Linked DNA regions of Homo sapiens: region 1 is linked to region 2. A link is a contact called in ENCODE Hi-C data. All regions are on one chromosome and are shown on one strand. Each heading gives the region's core, a stretch centred on a gene start or an enhancer-like site at or near the end of the contact. The rest is flanking DNA. Distances are from core to core; before and after follow the strand shown. Region 1 holds the start of FAM98B (family with sequence similarity 98 member B). Region 2 overlaps LOC105370777 (a long non-coding RNA gene).

Region 1 (5,711 bases), core at 2,308-4,807, 960 kb after region 2:
ACTGAGTTTCTTTAATGTCTGTATGTATACCCTATCTCACACCCTGAGCTCTCAATTCCAACCTGCACATGTCACTCAGCCCCCCTTGCACCCTTGCCATTACTTACAACCACTGCACCTCCAAAATCACTTATCCAAACATGTGGCTCCCTGACCACAACCTCTTATTTATCCTTCCACTTGCTTCTTCGACCACTCACCTATAACTATTCTTTGATATCATCATTACCTCCATTCATTGATTCCTCTGCATTCTCCATATTTACCAACTCTCTCCTATCTTCACATTCTTCTGTATCCAATTTAGATTCTAAGGTGTATCATTTCATTTTGGTGCTCAATAAATACCAACTGAAGAAATTAATCTGTTGGGGCGTGGTGGCTCACACCTGTAATCCCAACACTTTGAGAAGCCAAGGCAGGAGATCATTTGAGGCCAGGAGTTCAAGACTAGCCCGGGTATCATAACAAGACCCTGTATCTAAAAAATTTTTTAAAATAAAGAGAAATGAATCCTTGAATTTTAATATCCAATCAATCACTAAGTTCAGTAATGTAGTTCTTCCCATATCCACTGCCACTAAGCAACCATCATTTCTTTCACAGACTATTAACTAAATTCTCCAATCTATTTTCCATCTTGCTGACAGATGTAACTTTCAAACTAGACATCTAACCACTCCCTTTTTATTTAAAATTATTCGATCACATCCCATTGCTGTTATGATCAAGAATAAAATCCACAACACAGACTAAAAGGGGCTGCATGCCCTGATTTTCACCTAACTCTTGAATCCAATTTCCCACCACTCTGCCCCTCACACTCTGCCTTCCAACCACATTAGCCTCCTTCCAGTTCTTCTAATACAGCAAGCTCCTTCACATTTCAAAGTCTTCACATTTTCTTCTCACTGTAAGGATATCTTTGTCCCCCTTTTTCATCCATCCAACCTTAACTACTTAATTTCTATTCACCCTTCTTATTTCAACTCAAATGTCACTTCCTCAGGAATCTATCACTAACCCCTAAGACTTCTTAGATCCTCCTGTTACATCACCCTGTTCTTTTCCTTTGACACATTTATTATAGTTTATAATTGTTTTTGTGATCATGTCTGTTTCTCCACTAGATTATAAACTCCACAAGGGTAGGAACCAAGTCTATTTTGCTCACCACTGACTCCTCAGAACGAGGTCCAATATACAGTGTGTTCAATAAATATTTAAAGGAAACTTCTCTCCATAGTAGTGTTTCTCAACTGAGTCTGTGAATCTTTTTAAAAATATGCAGGTCTGTACTGTACCTCTGAAGATTATGATTCGGTCAGTCTATGGTATATACTAGACTGGAACAGTTTTTCACAAGTTCCACACGACTCTGATGTACTTCCAGTGTTGAGATCTACTATTCCACAAAATCAGAGACTATCAGAACTGAAAGAGACTTCTAAAATCATCTGCTCCAGCCCTCTCTTTTCACAGATGAGAAAACTGACTGACTCCTAGCCTATCCTGTTTTCACCTGTATCACTAAATTGTCCTTTCACATAGATTTTTCCCTTCAAATGCCTCCCATTAATTTATTTTACATGACAAACTGAAGTACCTTTGCTGATATCCTCAATACCTTACAACAGAAAATGCATTATTCACTATCTACATGGATATTTGAAAACACAGTGTTCCATTACAACACATATTGTAAATAACTACTTTTTTCACATCGTATTATCATAGGAGAATTCAAACTTCAAAATGTTGCCCTCATAGTTATTCCAGGAAAAACTAATTTTGGAGTGTGTAAACTGTTTTACTTTCCATGTTGAATAATCTGACTAATTTTCCTTGATAAAAATCAAGATTATAGCAATGAATTTTCTAAAACACTTATAATATGAACAATAAGTTCAAGAAATGAAGAAAGAAGAAAAGCACTGCCTTTTCCTTTTTCATAAACCATTTATGAGTTCCCAATATTCTTACCTGAAGTACTTGGGAGCTCAAACTGTTTGGAGCCTAAATAATTCTACTAAGTATTTTCAGTTCTTGTTTTGGTTCCTTCTTAACCAAGTTAAGTGAGAACTTCCAAGGGACTTCACAGAAGTAAAAATGCCCCCTAAATAATCAATGGCACTGTTCTTTCGTTTGACAAATATGTATTCACGATCTACTAAGTGCAAGACTCCGTAACCCTGGGTCACTGCAAAGTAGGTATTATCAGGGTTCAACTAAAGAAACAATTGATAGAGGGGCAAATGCAGTTTTAGAGAAGATAAAGTGGGGTGTGGGATTGGTTCAAGCTTCATAATAACGCTGCAAAGGCACAGCTTCCCCTATCAAGAAACAGCAGCACGTAGCAGGGCAAACAAATGTGCAGATGGCTCCAAGCTCTTTATTTAATGTGCACTGTATGACTCAACTATCTGGTCCTATGCTTACTGCTGTGGACTCTTCTCTAAGCTTTTCTTCATTCATTTACTCATTCATTCAACCACTATTTACTGTAAAAGACTCCGTTCTAGTGTGTTGCTGGGAAAACATCGGTGAATAAAATATGCAAAGCATCAGTTTTCCAGGAGCTGACTTGGGGAGGAGGAGGAATAAAACGAGGGAGAAGCAGAGTTCAAGAGACAAATGAATGGGCAGGACATGATAATTTGGGATGGGGACAAGAGCTGTGTGGAAAAAAACAGGATGAGGTTGAGGGGGAGATTACGAACCACCACACTTGTTAAGTATTAACATTACTCCCACCTCCACCCTGAGTTCTCACAGCACTTACCATTCTGCACTGTAAATACCAGCCGGCAGCAGACTTGCAGCCTGCGCGACTATGTAAGCCAAGAGTAATCTGAAAAACTATCCTTTTCCCTTGCCTAGGGGAAATTTACAAACGTAAATATGTGTAAATTAATATACAAGCTAATATACACGTTGACGAACGGACGAAATGGTTGAAAGAACGAACTCGCAATGAACTACAACACTTTCTCCGGTCAAAGTAAAAGCCATTCGCTCCAGAGCCCCAAGTAAGCCACAAGTTGTACATTGTAGGAGACAACAGTCCTCAACAGCAGCTCAGGTTCCAGCACCTCCCTCCGGGCGCCAGAACTACGTCAACACAAATATCACCTGCGGGCGCGAGCTAGCCCAGAAAACCGGTGCTAGAAGGGCCGCTCCGCGCCACCCGGCGGATTCCTGCAACAGAGTTTCGAGGCAAGAAGTTTCGAAGAGGGGGCCACGAACCCCAGCTCTCCGGCCCTGCTCCACCCCCCAAATAGATTTCTCTCCCGCCTCCCGCTTAACTCCGTCGGCGCCGGAGGGATCGAGGCAGGGAAGGAGGCCTACACATGGCCGCCCAGGCCCACAGAGGCCCAAGGGAAGTAGGCTAAGCAGCCAGGCCAAGGAGAGGTTGCGTTTTCAGGGAAAAGGCGTCTCCAAAAGCACTCACCCCAGCGCCTCCAGTGTGTCCAGCACGTCTCCCTCCATCGTCGGTTGGGGACCCGGCTCCGGCCCTCTCATGGTCCTTTGGCCCAGAGCTGTTCGGCGCTCTAAGTAGCCCGCCGGAAACTAGCGTCACCGCGCCAAGGTTCCGGTCCGGGTCTGGCCGGTAACTGCCTGAGAGCACAGCTGAAGAAGGGCGCAAAGGTTCCCAGCCCCGAGGCAATAAACACTTCATAGTGCCTAAAACCGCTGCGTGTAACGATAATAATTTTTTAAAAGAATAGTAGAAATAATAAATAATAGTAATAAAGAGTTCTCTGTGTTGGGACTTTTCTGTGTGTTCAAATAAATTTTAGCAAATATCGTGGTATCGGGTTGATCTCAACCTATCCGATTCCAGACCTTTTTAATAACAGAAATCTGAAATAAAATTATAATTATCTTCAGCTAAAATTAGTAACTAATATCACATGCCTACACATATAATTTTTAAATCAATATACACGACGATGCTTCAACTTGAAGGAAAAAATGAAGTAATTTATAACAAGGTAATATTTTTCTCCTTATGAAATGCGGAAGACCAATGAAGTGATCAGATGCTTGCATCTATCTATGTAGAATCCCCTCAACTGCATATTCAGATGATGTGCTTCATTGCTGACAAAGCATTAGTTGTATAAGCAACAAACATACCGCCAGCAAAGTAAGGTAGTTGATGTGGTTTTCCAAAATTGTGGCGAATTCTCTGTAAAGTTCCAAACAAACAAAACATAATATACCCTCTGTGTACTATCCATGAAGAATTCAATCTCTTATCTAAAGGATTTAAAAAATGTATTTTAGGGTTCATATGTAAAAGGTACTAAGAGTATAAGGTTAGATCATTATTAGCAGGCATGTCACCTACATGAATACTCTAGCAGAACTGTTGGAAATCCTGCATGAAGTATAACTATTGATCCCTTGTATGGACCTGTCCCTTCCATTGCAGACTACATAGCATTCGTAGCCCCAGTCCAATAAAGACCAGTAATGCTCTCGCCTTCCTAATTATGGTTACAAACAAAAAGCATACCCATAAATGTGTAAAACACTCAAAGGTAAGCTGTAGTAGTCCACTCTCATATTGCTATAAAGATATACCTGAGACTGGGTAATTTATAAAGAAAAGGGGTTTAATTGGCTCATGGTTCCACAGGCTGTACACGAAGCATGATGCTGGCATCTGCTCCACTCCTGGGGAGGCCTCAGGAAATGGACAGTTGTGGCAGAAGGGGAAGGGGGAGTGCAGCTATCACGTGGCCGGAGTAAGAGGAAGAGAGAGGGTGCAGGGAGGCAGGGAGGTGCCACACACTTTTTTTTTTTTTTTCAGTCTCGCACTGTCGCCCAGGCTAGAGTGCAGTGGCATGATCTCAGCTCACTGCAAACTCCGCCTCCCGGGTTCACGCGATTCTCCTGCCTCAGCCTCCCGAGTAGCTGGGATTACAGGCGCCCACCACCACACCCGGCTAATTTTTGTATTTTTAGTAGAGACGGGGTTTCACCAGGTTGGTCAGGCTGGTCTCGAACTCCTGACCTCGTGATCTGCCACACACTTTTAAAAAACCAGATCTCATGATAAACTCACTCACTATACAGTGCCAAGGCAGGAATGGTGTCAAACCATTCAAGAGAACTCTGCCCTCATGATCCAATCACCTCCCACCAGGTCCCTCCTCCAACATTGGGGATTATAATTTAACATGAGATTTGGGCACAGACACAGATCCTAACCATATCATAAACTCAACCATACATTTGTATAATGACTATTATTACTGTATATTTTAGTGTTGTACAAGGCTTAAGCGTAAAATTACTTGCAGTTTAATGTATCTGAATTCATCTCCAAATAAGGGAGAGGAGAATGTATATTAGTGGTTACTGCCTCTTGTCAGAGTTGGGGTGTCATAGAAGGTACTAGTCTTAGTACTCTTGGCAAAAAGTCTCTGTAAAAATCAAATAGAAATGAGGTAACTGTTCTTTATTATTATTGATCTTAAGTGTTCTGCTGCTGGTTTTCCTAAAAAATCTAAATAAATGAATAACAAAAGTTATGCACAGAAAAAGAACTAAAAACAAACAAAAAAGCATGACTGGCCTAGCATGGTGGCTCGCATCTGTAATCCCAGCACTTTGGGAGGCTGAGGTGGGAGGATCACTTGAGTCCAGGAGTTTGAGACCAGCCTGGGCAGCAAAGTGAGACCATATCTCTACAACAAATT
Region 2 (6,011 bases), core at 1,179-3,678:
TGGAAGGATGACTATAAAGCAGAAAACAACACCTATGATAAAAGATAAAAATGAAGGAATCAGTGTGTCTGGCAAAAAAGATGAGGGAGTATGAATTGCTATACAAAAATATATAGACTTATTCCCCAGAATTGGGGCTCTTCTCCATCTTCACTGAATACGGGCTACAAGAAAATTTTGACAAACTGCAGCACATTAGATAAAAATTAGCTGTAAAGTTGAATTTCCACTAGGGCCCCAAGTTTACTGTTGTCTCCCAGTCAATTCTCTCTATTCTTAAATATTGTCATTATAATTTGGTTATGTTTAGCCTGCACTTTGTGTTGCAACAGGTTTGTGATGTGTCACTAGAAGCTGAAGTCAGTGTTTCAGGGCAGTATATTAGTTTCTACTCAGGCACAACTAGCAACACATCCTGTCTTTGCGTGTTTTCTGTTTCATGTGCTCTCCAGATGAGCAATTAACATTTAAATGCTCATTTTGGTGTTCTTTTTAAAAATGAGGAACTGTCAGACATTGAAACATACTTGTGACATGATTCTTAGAAGTAATTGAAAATTGAGATGGGTGAACTGTTGCCTAGGACTTGAATTTCTACAGGCCAAGCCTTATTTGTGTATTTACTTAATATGTAATATATGTATTTTTGTATTTACATATTTACTTAATATTTCTATTATACTCTATGTGTATTCATTTAAATATTTAGACATATAAGCATTGTTCATTAAGCACCTTCTAGGAAGAAGTGATACATGATTCAGAGAAGAGCTAAAGATGTTTCCAGTTCCAGGGAACTTTGATAGGAGAGTTGTGAGTTTACATCACAGATAAATCCTCATTTGATCAACAAGTATTCGTTAGCACTTGCTATATTCCACTCTTCGAAGGTACTGGCCATATAACCTTGAACAAACAAGAGTTTTACTTTCTTAGAGCCTGTAGTACGTAATTCCAGATAATGGTGATAAATGTCATAAGAGAGGACTAGCAAAGCACTCAGTAAATTTAGAAAGCAAGGAGCACATCCATCCAGGAAGCTTTCAAGGAGAAGATGGGCCTTAAAGTAAAGGCAGGGGTCTGCCAGCTAAAGAAAGGGTCTAAGGCTTCCAGGTAGAAGAGGGGCAAGGATGATGTCCAAGGGTTTGAACTCATAAACAATGTCTAGGTATAGGGGATTGCAAATCATCTATTAAAGAGTCAATCGAAAAAACAAAACAAAACAAAACTACACAACCACAAAGGAGTGGAGCGAAGCCTGCAGAACAGGATTCCTTAGCCTCAGCAGTACTGAGACTGGTCAATTCTTTGTGGCAGGGGGCTGTCTCATGCATTGTAGGATATTTAGCAGCATCTCTGCTCTTTATTTATTAGATACTGCCAATACCACTAGCATACCTGGAGTCATGACAAAAATGTACCCTGGATGCAGGCACAATGCACCTCCCCTTCCTCTTAGGGACCACCACAATAGAGTGGGCCCAGACTGTGAGGATCCTTAACTATCACAGTGAGGAGTACTGATTATAACTGGATGTAAAGGGTCCACCAATATCAGCTGAAGGATTATACTGTTAGCTTTGTGCATCAGATTGGAGTTTGAAGATATTGAAAGGGCGAGGGGAGATATTTGATGGAGAACTATTAATAAGAGATTAACCAGGTAGTGAGAGAAAGGACAAAAAGAAATAAGATGGTAGAAATTATATTATTAATCTGCCTTTGCCACTTGTTTCCAGGTCTTTTGCATCTCTTGTTAGGTTGTTTTATTCTTCTGATTGTTGAAGTGCTCAAAGCCTAAACTTGCTCTTTGAGGGGCGTTATAAAACTTCAGATCATTTATTTGTCATAGATGAAATAGGTTCCTCAAAAGATAGTTCTCTCTGGGGGAAGTGAAGGATGTGAGAAAACTTGTAATAATCTGGGTTGACTTTGGATTGTGGAAAGTTGAAATGCAAGAGACTTAGCTCCTTTCAGTGCTCCCTCGAGATAGTTTCATGCTGGCAAGAACTGAAATGATATACTCAAAGATTAGAGAAATAGCTAAGCCTTCAGCAAGTTTATAGAGGAAAGAACACATTCATCCAGGAAATTTTCAAGGAAAAGATTTGATATTTATGCAATTTTATAGACAACTTGGGAAGGGCAACTTAATGAAGCCCACATTTATCAGTAGTATGTGGGGTGTGTGTGTGAGAGAGAGAATGAGAGAAAGTGTGAGTTTGTGTGTGTGATTCCTTCCTCCTACCTTACCATCAGTGCTTGAGCTTACTCTGCATGCCTCTTGAGGATTCTCACTCTTAGTGTGGTCATAGACAGGAAATGGAAACCTGGTGGTTTCCAAGCCCATCGCTTTTGCTGATACACTGTGGGATGTTGGGCAAACCATTTCACCTCCCTGTGCCTCTGCTTTAGGTCATTGAGAATGAGGAAGCAAGATTCCATCAAACATTTAACTTTCAAAATCAGCTGTGGTCCAAGAGGTTGAGTGTCCTGGCTAATTGGCTTCCTCTTAGTTAATCTCCCATTTCTATGTTATGATCAAACTTTGATTGTGGTAGAGTCAATGGCTGCTCTGTGTCTGTGGTTTTAACGCAAGTCTGATCTTGAGTCTGGGTATGTGCATAGGTCTAAATCTTAGCCTGTAATAAGCCCTCTCCAAATCCTTCCTGAGGCTCTGGGCTAAATATGTCCTGGAAGTGAGAAGCAAGGTACAAGATGCCAGGGCAAAAAGAAAACACCACCTGAATAATCTAGTAGGTAGAGCCAGCTTTTAAAGATAAGTTTGCCTCCCTGCTCAGACAATTGATCTCTGCACTCAAAAGCAAATAAGTCTGTCTTACCCATTGTTTTCTTTTTTTGTTTTAACTCGAAATATGTCAGTGAAGTACTTCCTAGGTCTGGGAAACTGGGCAGTTGCAGAAAACAAAGTTCCCCTTGCCAGGGAGGTTACATTCAAGTGTAACCTGGGAGGAGACAGAAAATAGAGAAATACGTTTTTTCAAGGGGTTAAAAATGATAAAAAATAAGATAGAGGAGTCAGGATGATAGTGAGATTTTAATCTTTTAGGTAGGGTGGCCAAGGGGAGCATTTCTGAAAAGGTGGTATTTAAGCAGCCATCTGAATGCAGTGCGGAAAGGAATGCCACAGCCGTTTTTTGGGGGAGCACCCCAGGCACAGGGGAGCAGCAAGTTAAAGGTCGTGAGGAGAAGTGAGCCTGGAGTGTCAGAGCACAGAAAGCCTTTGCTTGAGGTTTAAACTGTCCAGGAATAGGCTGAGGAAGACCCGGTGGTGCTGGGATACAAGAAGAGGCGTTCAATTATTCTGTTGTATCTTTCCGGTTTTATCACTTCCAACTCAGAAGTGTGCGACAATACTATTTGCCCTATAGTTTACTAGAAAAAGCTAGATTGTACTTCTGGATAAATCAACCATCTTGAAAGGAGAAATCTGCAGGGAAGAACTTGAATGAGGTAGCTTTGCACCTACTGGAATGGGAGCCAATACAAATGGATTGTGCGATTGGGGTCGGAGCACTGGGGCCTAAAAGATACTTGAGAATCGTAGTTACTATCTATGATAGCTCCAGGGCACTGTGAGGCTTTGGAGTGTCCTCTTAACCTAGGGACTCCAGAGAAGGTTAGCAATAATTAACACATGGCTCCAAATCCATGATATTTCATTTCCTTCCAGATGGGGTACTGTGTTTTCATTTATTGCCATTCCTCATTGCAGAGAGCACAGCAATAGGAAAATCATGTGCACGTAGTCAATATTTATTGAACATGTTGTAACTGAGTCATAGACCTAGGAATCTGGTGATACTGGGAAAATCTTGGAGGAGCTTCAGGTCCTGGCCCCTGCTGATGAAAGTATAAGTTTCTTCAAGACCAATATGGAAAACATCTTCTAAGCTCATATCAGGATGGACTTAGCAGTCATAAACCAATCACTTGCCATAAACCAGTCAGAGATATTATTCTGAAGAAAATTTGTTGCTAGAGTTGTTGTAGTCACAGGATTCTAGTGTCATATTAACAATGACTTTTTGATGACCATATCCATAAGACATCCATATACTTGCCAAAATTGAGAAACACATTAGAGAACATAGCTTGTGCCATTTGCGTAGGCTGTGAGATCTCACTAAAGTATTCTAGATAACATTCATTGGAGTTGAGTATCTCTATTTCACATTTACCTATCTTTTTTGGAAAAATCTCAAGGAGATTCCACAAAGTCACTTGCAGATGTTTAAGGAAATACTGGCTCTTCTTTATTTCCCTTAATTCCTCTTGCTATCATCATTGTTGTTATGATTCCTGCTACTATTATTTAGAGTTTTTATTGCTTGTAGTGACCTTTTCTGTATTTTCCTTCCAGATATGTTACTGAATATCCTACGCCATGGGATAGGTTAGTAGATTTCTAGTTTTGTTTCGAAGGAGAATTAATGATTCAAGTTTTATTTATAGGGATAATAGTCCATAGATACTTGATGATACTGTTATCCCACTGTCTTGCAAAAGTAACGATGCATTTATTTGCTATTGTTTGAAATATCTTACTTGCTTTGTGATTTGGGGCATATTTCTTAGCATCTTTAAACCTCATTTTCATCATATGTAAAATGAGGGAAAATTAATAGTAACCATGTTAAAGGTTGTTCTTAAAATTACCTGAGATTTTATGTATATTTATCATTTTATCTATCTGTCTATCTACTTATCCATCCATCCACCCACCCACCCATCCATCCATCCACCCACCCATCCATCCAACCACCCATCCATCCACCCACCCATCCATCCACCCACCCATCCATCCAACCACCCAGCTACCCACCCACCCACCCACCCATCCACCCATCCACCCACCCACCCACTCATCCACCCATCCACCTACCCATCCACCCATCCACCTACCCATCCACCTACCCACCTACCCATCCACCCATCCACCTACCCATCCATCCATCCATCCATCCATCCATCCATCCATCCATCCATCCATCCATCTTACCAAGCCCTGTGTCTGGCAGAAGTTGGGTTCAGTAAGAAAGAACTGGAATCATTAGCTATGATAATAAACAGAGCTGGGAAAAAATAGAAGGTAACTTTAAGATACAGCATGACTACATTAATAAGCTCACTACTTCGTATAAATTCAAAGAGCTCCTAGGTAGACTAAGTTCTTCAGAAATAGGACTCATTTCCATTTGTTTGGACCAGTGTAGATTCAGTGATTTAAACATTTTTTTCCTTCTAAACAGTCCTCACATCTGATATCCCAGTTACATATTTGTCCTTTTTTAGCATTATCATCCAAGGTATTTAATTTTTAAAAACTATACATAAGAAAAGATGATCTCTACAACCATGATTAGATGATCACTTGGATAATCTAAGGGCTGCCCAACTATGAGACTTTATAAGTCTCAACCCTTATGTAGTACCATTAGTTGGTATATTCAATCATAGCAATTATTATACCCATTTTATAGAAAAGCACACTGAGATGTAAAGAGGTAAAGTAATACCTCACAGTGCAAGTTTGAATATTTCTTAAGTGATATTCATACTGAAGTTTACCTGATAACAACATCATTTTCTTAAATACAATACTGCCCATGCCAGTGGAAATTATAAAACCCTCAAAAACTCTCAAACAGTTCAAAATAGCAATATAATCTTAAGTCACAAAATGATAGGGATTTAGAATAACATAACATATTTCATATAATACCTGGAGATAAGGATGTGGCGTTGCATAGAGGTAGACAAACCAAATAATATCAAGATTTTTCAATAATGTTGTCTTTTATTACTTTAGGAACAAATTGACAACCACAAATTACAGGCTAAGAAGAATAAGCAGTTCATTTTAGCATTGTCATTTAATAAAACTAACAATTTTGTCACATTAAAATATACGTTACTTCTGTTGTATTTGGCCATACATTGATGGGTGTATGGTTATATTTAGTATTGCAATGGTTACATTTAGTATT

What was found. A loop is a pair of places that touch in the nucleus more often than their neighbours do. Pooled maps may share reads with other maps.
Region 1: a pooled map shows a loop between it and region 2 (5-fold over the local background). The contact joins the promoter of FAM98B here to the enhancer-like site in region 2. A Hi-C loop is called at or near these places in 6 of 50 pooled maps.

Annotation. Positions count from the first base shown.
Region 1 is chr15:38,451,973-38,457,683 of GRCh38, reverse strand. It overlaps FAM98B (family with sequence similarity 98 member B), which reads right to left and starts at 3,557. Exons shown (of 8, transcript NM_173611.4): 1 at 3,452-3,557. The coding sequence starts at 3,522. RefSeq lists enhancers at 3,140-3,239, 3,300-3,409.
Region 2 is chr15:39,408,173-39,414,183 of GRCh38, reverse strand. The region is part of intron 1 of LOC105370777 (a long non-coding RNA gene); the gene reads left to right. Among named protein-coding and RNA genes, the nearest start is that of LINC02915, 160 kb to the right of the region's middle. Within about 2 kb of position 2,428, at least 3 of the 41 ENCODE cell types and tissues checked have a DNase peak (open chromatin) inside an H3K27ac peak, as active enhancers do.